3 separate regions of the Mus musculus genome follow, and regions 2 and 3 are each linked to region 1. The links are chromatin loops, found by intact Hi-C in ENCODE. Cell type or tissue: gastrocnemius. All regions are shown on one strand.

The links. A loop is a pair of places that touch in the nucleus more often than their neighbours do. Peaks named below come from ENCODE experiments on the same cell type or tissue, not always from the same donor. Only the 100,000 strongest peaks of a DNase experiment are listed, where the experiment ranks them.
Region 2: a loop joins it to region 1, with 11 times the contacts of the local background. A loop is called at or near these places in 16 of 42 quality-filtered maps.
Region 3: it touches region 1 in a loop (3-fold over the local background); 13 of 42 quality-filtered maps call a loop at or near these places.

The regions. Positions count from the first base shown.
Region 1 is chr10:3,571,806-3,574,305 of GRCm38, forward strand. No RefSeq gene overlaps it. Among named protein-coding and RNA genes, the nearest start is that of Iyd, 33 kb to the left of the region's middle. In gastrocnemius, CTCF peaks have their summits at 1,346 (motif pointing right) and 2,302; a DNase peak (open chromatin) is centred at 1,319; H3K4me3 peaks cover 211 bases; H3K27ac peaks cover 1,001 bases.
Region 2 is chr10:3,740,346-3,742,845 of GRCm38, forward strand. It overlaps Plekhg1 (pleckstrin homology domain containing, family G (with RhoGef domain) member 1), which reads left to right and starts at 32. Exons shown (of 17, transcript NM_001159942.1): 1 at 32-195. All of the region lies in intron 1 of Gm30164 (a long non-coding RNA gene), which reads right to left. In gastrocnemius, CTCF peaks have their summits at 67 and 993; DNase peaks (open chromatin) are centred at 8, 420 and 948; H3K4me3 peaks cover 1,871 bases; H3K27ac peaks cover 2,211 bases.
Region 3 is chr10:3,804,050-3,806,549 of GRCm38, forward strand. All of the region lies in intron 2 of Plekhg1 (pleckstrin homology domain containing, family G (with RhoGef domain) member 1), which reads left to right. Among named protein-coding and RNA genes, the nearest start is that of Gm30164, 46 kb to the left of the region's middle. In gastrocnemius, a CTCF peak has its summit at 1,524 (motif pointing right); no DNase peak of the experiment used is centred here; H3K27ac peaks cover 1,022 bases.

The DNA of each region.
Region 1 (2,500 bases):
CAGGCACTACAAATCAGTGCTGTTTGATTTCATTCATATGAAATGTCAGAATGGACAAGTCCATAGAGACAAAAAGTAGACTTGTGGTGACCGAGGTCTGCAGCAGGAAGGGGCTAACGGGAAGTGATGGCTATGGACATAAAACTTCTCCTGAGGCTGTAATAATATTCTAGAATTAATCAGAGCTGATAACCTCATGGACTTGTGACTATACTTTAAAAAATCATATTGCTGTGCACTTTAAGTCTGTGATTTTATTAGAAAAAAGTATCACCATGAATAACATGATGTGGAATACGCTAGCCTTAAGGGTTTGGGTGAAGCTAGGCTTTCTTCCCACCTCAATTATTTCACTATTGTTTATATTTATTATGCATTTAGTTACCACACCATTCTTTGCATTGACGTTTCTGTGGATCTTCTTAGAAGGAGCAGTTGTTTCAAAGCAACCTGTAAGATGCACTGTAACTCTGTCTTGGCTGGGGCTTGTTCTCTGGTTTTCCTTCTCTTGGCTTCTTTTTTACACTATCATGGTTGGCCCTGAGTTCCCCTCTCCTAACTGAGGATGGAGATGGCTGAGCAGGGACCTGCCCAGATCCAAGCAAAGGCCAAAGTATGAGATGGTTCCAACCAGTGCAAAAGAGAGGCAGAAGCATCACTAGGCATTCAGTTAGGAAGTTTAGTGCAGGGTGGTGGGAGAGCATTTGTCTCTGCTTTCTTCTTGTTTCTGTTTGTTAGTATACAGTTAGTTGGTTAGTATAGAGTTTATTCAGGGCATAGGGAGGGGAGTCAAGAGGGTAGTAGAGGTAGAGAAAGGCAGAGAGAGAGTAGAGAAGTAGAAGAGTAGAGGCTGGCCATGAGAATGTGGAGAGAAAGGGGGAAGGGAACGGAGAGAGAGGGGGAAAAGGAAAGCAAAAGGGCAAGAGGTGGTCTCTGCTTTCTTGAAGGATGGCCAGTGAGACGGGGAATTCTCCTGTGTGTCCTAGCACCTTCACCACATCCTGGCATCTATACTAAAAAGGGTCAAAATTCTCCTCAGCAAGCAACCTTGCGGAGGGCAGCGGCTGAGTCTACAGAGCCATCGGGTGTTTGGAGCACAGCCATGGTAGTCTTTGGGGCGTGGAGTAGACACTTGGTCATGATGAAGTCAGCAGTTTGAAATCTGGCATCCGTGTGGTGCTCATGAGCTCTTCCTCCATGCTTGGGCCAAGAAACTTGACAGTAGCCACAAATTCGCCACATGAGGGTGCAGAGGATTCGATCTCCTTTCATTATAGCAGGTGGGAAATACAAGGAAGGTGCTCTTCTAATCCAATTCCCATCTGAGGCAGCCATTGTGAAACCACTAGATGGCACAGTCTTGCCAGATGTGAGCCAGACCTTGGACAATGAGTCTTGCTAGATGACATCATCAGATACTTAAAGGAGCTTAGCTGACTGTTATCCACCCCCCACTCCTACCCCCACCAGAGGTTTCCTATGTGTTGGCAGTTTATACCCTCCAGATCGTGTAAATACAGATGTGTTGCAGTTAGTCATCAAAGTCAACTATTCCGTAACTGGAGCCAGGCTGAGAAGGGCCATGTCTCTTTGTTTTCTGTTCAAATATTTTCATGATTCCTCTGTCACACATTCTTTAGTCTTCCATATGGTTACATCAGCACCCAGGGCCTCCTTTCTTCTGTACACATAGAGATACATAGGAAAAATCACTCATCTTTAATATACAGGAAATTCTTGTACAGCAAATAAAATTTCCATCTCTTATGAGGATGTCATTCATGTCTTTTGCAATGCCTTCTCCAGCTTTGAGGAAGATCCCAGAAAAAGAAAATATCCAAAGACCTAAAGGAAACAACTACTTGTTTTAATGTTTTTATTTATTATGTTTTAATATTTGTTTATTTATGAAGATACACATGCAGAGGTCAGAGGAGAACCTTTGGTTTTCTTCTTTTTTTTCCCACCATGTGGGATCCAGGGATCGAACTCCTGGCAGCAGGCCACTGAGACATCCAGAAAGCCCTTAATTATTCTATTTATCCATCTTTGAAAATTTTTTCTCCCCAAAAGTAAAAGTTTTATTTGTAGTCAGGGGCTGTACCCACAGGACCAAGCAGCTTAGTGAGACTATGCCCATGGTCATTTAACATAGGCCACCTCCCAGTGCATCTGTGGTATCCACCAGCATCCACCCCAGGGAAGAAGTGTGGTAGGGCTTCATGACAGACAAGTTCAGCTTCAACAAAGGAAAGAGAATAGATTTACTTAGCCCGAGGTCACTGCATATGACCAGCAGGGGGCCTGTCCTGAGACCGTGAGAACTTGTAAGAGGTTCTGACTTCTGGTGAAAGCTGAAAAATTGGGGCACTGGGTCCCTGCTGTTACCCCCAGAAATATTGGCCTTTGAGACCTCATGAGGCAAAGCATGAGGAAATCCCACGGAGGGCTGGGGAGATGGCTCAGTTGCTACAGTACTTGATGAGGCACACTGGCCAGT
Region 2 (2,500 bases), 170 kb after region 1:
CGGGAGCAGAGTGGGAAAGAGGAAGTGGAGCCAGGCGAGCTGCAGGGCTCGGGGCCGCCGGAGCCGGCGCTGGAGCGCAGCGCACCGCGGAGCCAGCGCTCGGGAGCCGCCCCTCTCCCGTAAGCTCCGCCGAGACTATTCCAGGGACCAGACAAGGGAAGCCGGGGACCTCGGCCACGCGCCCCGAATCTGCAGGTGGGAAGAGCGGGATCGCAGTGCCTGGCCCTGGGCGGGGGGGGGGGGGGGGGGGGGGGGGGGGGGCGGGGCGGGGGGTGTCTCTGAGCGCTGCTCCTGGGAGGGGACTGATGGGGTCGTTGGCAGTCGACTGATGGGGTCGACTCAGGCAGGACCTGCTAGCCCGGCGCTCCCGCCCCTTGCTGCAGCCACCCGGGTTGCAGTTTGCAGCTCCGCGAAGTTTGCTCAAGCGCGCCGTGTGCCACCCGCGCCCCCAAGTCAAGCGGAACTATCCCCAAATAGGACAGTCTGGACAACACCCCAACAGCGGTGCGGGCGCGATGGCGGGGAGTGCTGTGTGCTCCAGCTAGGAGCAGTCCTGCGTGGGGCAGAAACTCGCGTGGGCGCCCCCAAATCAGCAAGTCAGCGCTTTATAGGAGTGACCCGGGAGTCTAGAAGCTGTGCCCCATCCGTCACCCGGACACACGGTAATACCTAGCTGGCTACGACTGTGTGGACTGTTGGCCAGAGGAAAAGGTTGTTGGGGGGCGGGCAGCAGGCCCCGGGGTGACTGCTAGAGCAGACCCCCTCTTTGTGTCCCCCATGGAGTCTCAGAGCTCTACAGTCCAGGACGCCCAGTGAGGAGAGGGTGGTTGGCTTCCTCAGTTTCACAATGTTCCTGAGAAACAATGATGTAGCTGATTGCTTGGATGTGTTGTATGAAGTTGGTATGTGTAAAGCTGACTGTGTGTGCAACCCTGGAATTTCATTAAGCTCTGGCGGCTCTTGGCGCTCTCTTTGTACCACCTTCAGGTGGCCAGAGCTTACTGCACCTATTTTGACAGCGATTTTATCTTCTCAGGAAACCCAGTCACCTCGGGAGGGTTGTTTTGGGGATTAGGGGCACTCTGGATACAAACTGAATACACATTGGATACAAAACCAGTAGGATGCCTTAAGTCTGGGTCAGATTTAACGTTTAATTGAATTCCAGGCTTAGATTGCGTTAAAACCTGTGGTCAGCCTGTTTGAATTCTCAGTTTCTGGAGTTCGCATACTTTCAAAGAATAGATGAGTTTTGGTTTTTGTTGTTGTTGTTAAACTGATGTTTTTTTTGTTTTTTTTTTTTGTTTTGTTTTGTTTTTAAAGTGTATCCAAGTCTATCGTGTCAGAGATCTAAAACCTCTCAACTTTAGCCTTACACTGTGTGGGACGTGAGGAAAAGCAATCCTGGTAGCTTGTACTTCCTCACTGTTAAAGCAGTGTATATGAACCACATAGTTTTAATTGGTTTTACCCCTTTCAGTCCAGGGTATTTATTTATTCTACAGTAGTTAACACTTCTATACAAAAGTGATGGGCTAGTGTTTGACCCTTTAACATCTTTGAGTCTGGCTTCCTGATTCCTGACTTAGCTTTTTGTCTCTTGGAATTGCACCCCGTCTAAGCCGTTAAAACCGACCAGGAAGAAACTTTCTTTTCCAGAGTTCACTGACCTCCCTGGCTTCCTCCGCAAGTGGGACCCCACCAGTAATCCTTGTGTGACCTTCCTTCCATTTCCCTTGCATGACAGATTCCCCCCAAAGCCTTTTGCAAAGGGATAAAACAGAGAGAGAACGGGAACAGCTGTTTGGTAGTCAAACTGGTGCCCAAATCTGCCTTTCTTTGATAAAATTTGTCTGCGCCTGTCCTTCCCCTGTGATTCCACTTTCCTCAATGCCTTTAGTATAGATGATTGTTAATATATATTAATATATTCTATATAACATAAATACTATAGTATATAAAATATAAATCTATACTATAATGTAAATATAATATAAAATACATGTAAATATATTGGTATATTGTATAAATATATTAAATACAAAAATATGTTATAATATATAATAACAAAATATGTGTAATATATTATATAATATATACATATATTCATTTATACATATATACCTTTTAAACTTTCCATGGGAGATTACAGCTATCATTCAAATGGGTTAAACAGTCACACTGTAACCCATAGAAATTGCCACTCTCATTTTTTCAAAACCAAAGACAACCAGTAGTATTTTACTCTGCTCACTTGTGGTTATGATTTCTTTTTGTGATTTAATTCAACTTTACTAATTTGTATTCTGACTTGAAAAAAAGATGGAAAAATAACTGAGTAGCTGCAGTCTTTGGAGCCTTTAGTAAACTAACAACAGTATCTGATCTATAGCCTGGGTGCTGCAATCCTCTTTGTGTGGCGCTTTCTTCTTTTTACTGCTGGTAGTAGGGTCTTTGAAACAATTGTCACCTTGTAATCCTGCTGCAGACATGATTAGAT
Region 3 (2,500 bases), 230 kb after region 1:
CAACAACAACAACAAAGGTTTGTGGTCCAATGTTGGTTTATCCATTAGGCACAGTTCCCACGGCTACCTGTAGTAACTTATGCAAATATTTTAGTTAACTTCTTCAAAGTATAAGAAAAATATAAATATATGAAGAAATATATAGTATTGGATCTGAATGACATTTGTCTTCATAACATAACTAAGATACATCATTTTAACAATTTTTTTATGAAAGAAGGAAGACAAGGGCCAACATGCCCAAAGCCTACAGGACCCAAATGACTAAGTCACACTCAGATACAAACATGTTTGTAAGAGTCAGTCATTTTGTGGTTTTGTTTGACATAGAGTAGAAATTTTCTTTTAAAAAAAAGTTTATTATTTATGCACATGCATATATATCCATGTAGGTTTATATCTACCATGTGTAACTGGGTGCATGTGGAGGCCAAAAGATGGCGGAACCCCCAAGAGCTAGAGTCACAAGTGGTTGAAAGCACCTGAAGTAGGTACTGAGACCTGAACCCAGATTCTCTACAAAAGGAGTGAGAGTTCTTATTGCAGATCTGTCTCCAGCTCCTCTGTCTTCATCCTTGCTGTCTTCTTCCTGCTCTTCTTCCCCCTCCTCCGATTCTTCCTCTTCCTCCTGCCCTTCCTCCTCCTTCTTCTCCTCCTCCTCCCCCTCCTCCTCCTCTTCCTTCTCATCCTCCCTCTTTGAAAGGATTATGTTCTCTGTTAATGAATTTATCATTTTCTTCTTAGAGTGATACTTGGCTATGTCTACAAAGACAGAAAAAATGACATATTGATACATGAGATAGTTGTGATTACTCAATTGATTTTCCTAAAATTAAATAACTATTTTCCCATCTGGTCTCCTATAGATATTGTTTGCTTTGTGATATAATGCAGACAGTAAGAGAAGAGAGTGACACTTAACTTGGGGTCCCTTGGTTAACCTTAGCTATATGCTCCTTGGGAACTGTTGGCCTACTGTGCCTCCTTGCTGTTTTGGAGAAGGAAGTCCAGAATTGCAGGTGTGGTGCCATGGATCTATATGGCTAAGTGCAAGTACTTTTCAGTGTCTGTGGCTCATCTGGTTTCATTTACTTTCAAAGCCACATTCTGGTTTCATAGAAACTAATTTTGTTTGTCTTCAACTTTGGTGACTATCAGTGATGCGGAGACCATCTCCTCAGAGCTACTTGTTAACTCAAACTAAGTTCGTTCACTATCTGGGAAATCTTCTTTCACAAAGATCAGCTCCCTGAAGACGGGGATCTTTATGTGCTGTGCTGACCTTAGGAAAAAAACAGACATATAAGAGGAGGTCAAATGTTTCCTGGAAGAATGAGATAATTTCCTGCTTTAGAAAAGTCAGGCCCTGCTCTGAAATAGCCTGTTGTTGAATTCAGTGGCGAACAGTACTGGTCAGTCTTTGTACTTTGATACCAAAGGGTTTTGGCAGGGACACAGAAGTGTATGTGGTCCCTTAGGAAAGAGCAGGAACTCGGGAGCCAGGTATAACAAACCACAGTGCTGTCCTCTTGGGGGCAGCACTTTCTGTCATATGCTCCTGTCTGACAATGTGGTTGCTACTTAAACAGAACAGAAGGGTCAGAGAATTGTAGACAGATGTGTTGCCTCTTTCTATCTTCTGCAGATGGAAGACTAGGAAATAAGACGGCTGACCATGATTGGCAAGATTAGATTAGGCAGTTCTAATGTACAAAAACTTCAAATGTCAGAGAAGGATAGGTCTGGTATATATAGAGTTTGTTTACTTGAGGATATCAGAAACCCATGCTCTTTCTGTTGGCATAATATGTATGTGTGTGTTCAGCTCAAATACTACAGTTTGGGGGGCACCATAAAAAAAACAACAACAACAAAAACCACATATCTGCCCCCTGCCCCTGTGAGTTATTTCCTCCAGCTTCTTGTTTAGGGTTTCTCCCACCCAAAATATTTGATGAAATGACCTTAGAATGGAGATGCTATAAGAGTATGAGGCTAAAGGGGAGCCTAAGGAACAGACGCATGCCCCTTACTGTTGCAAAGTCACACTGGGTATCTTTTCTTTTCTTTTTCTTTTCTTTTCTCTTCTTTTCTTTTTTTTAATATATATATATAGTAACATCAGATGCACCAGAAGAAGGCATCAGACCCCATTACAGATGTGGTTGCTAGGAATTGAACTCAGGATCTGGAAGAGCTGTCAGTACTCTTAACCACTGAGCTGTCTCTCCAACCTCATACCAGGCATCTTGATTGTTACTCTTCTGCTGGCATTTTCTGAGCCTCTTATACTATTGAGTTGAGTAACTCAACTCTGGCCAGAGAACTCCTTTTCAGTAAAGATGCCAAGGGTTCAAGATGACAGATTCCCCACATTAGTTAAGATTAAGCGCAGCTGTGACTGTGATCAACAGTACCCATGATCCTACCATGCACTGGGATCATCTCTGGAGCATCATTGTCATTTCTTACATCCCTGTATGAGGTGTTCCTCCATCAT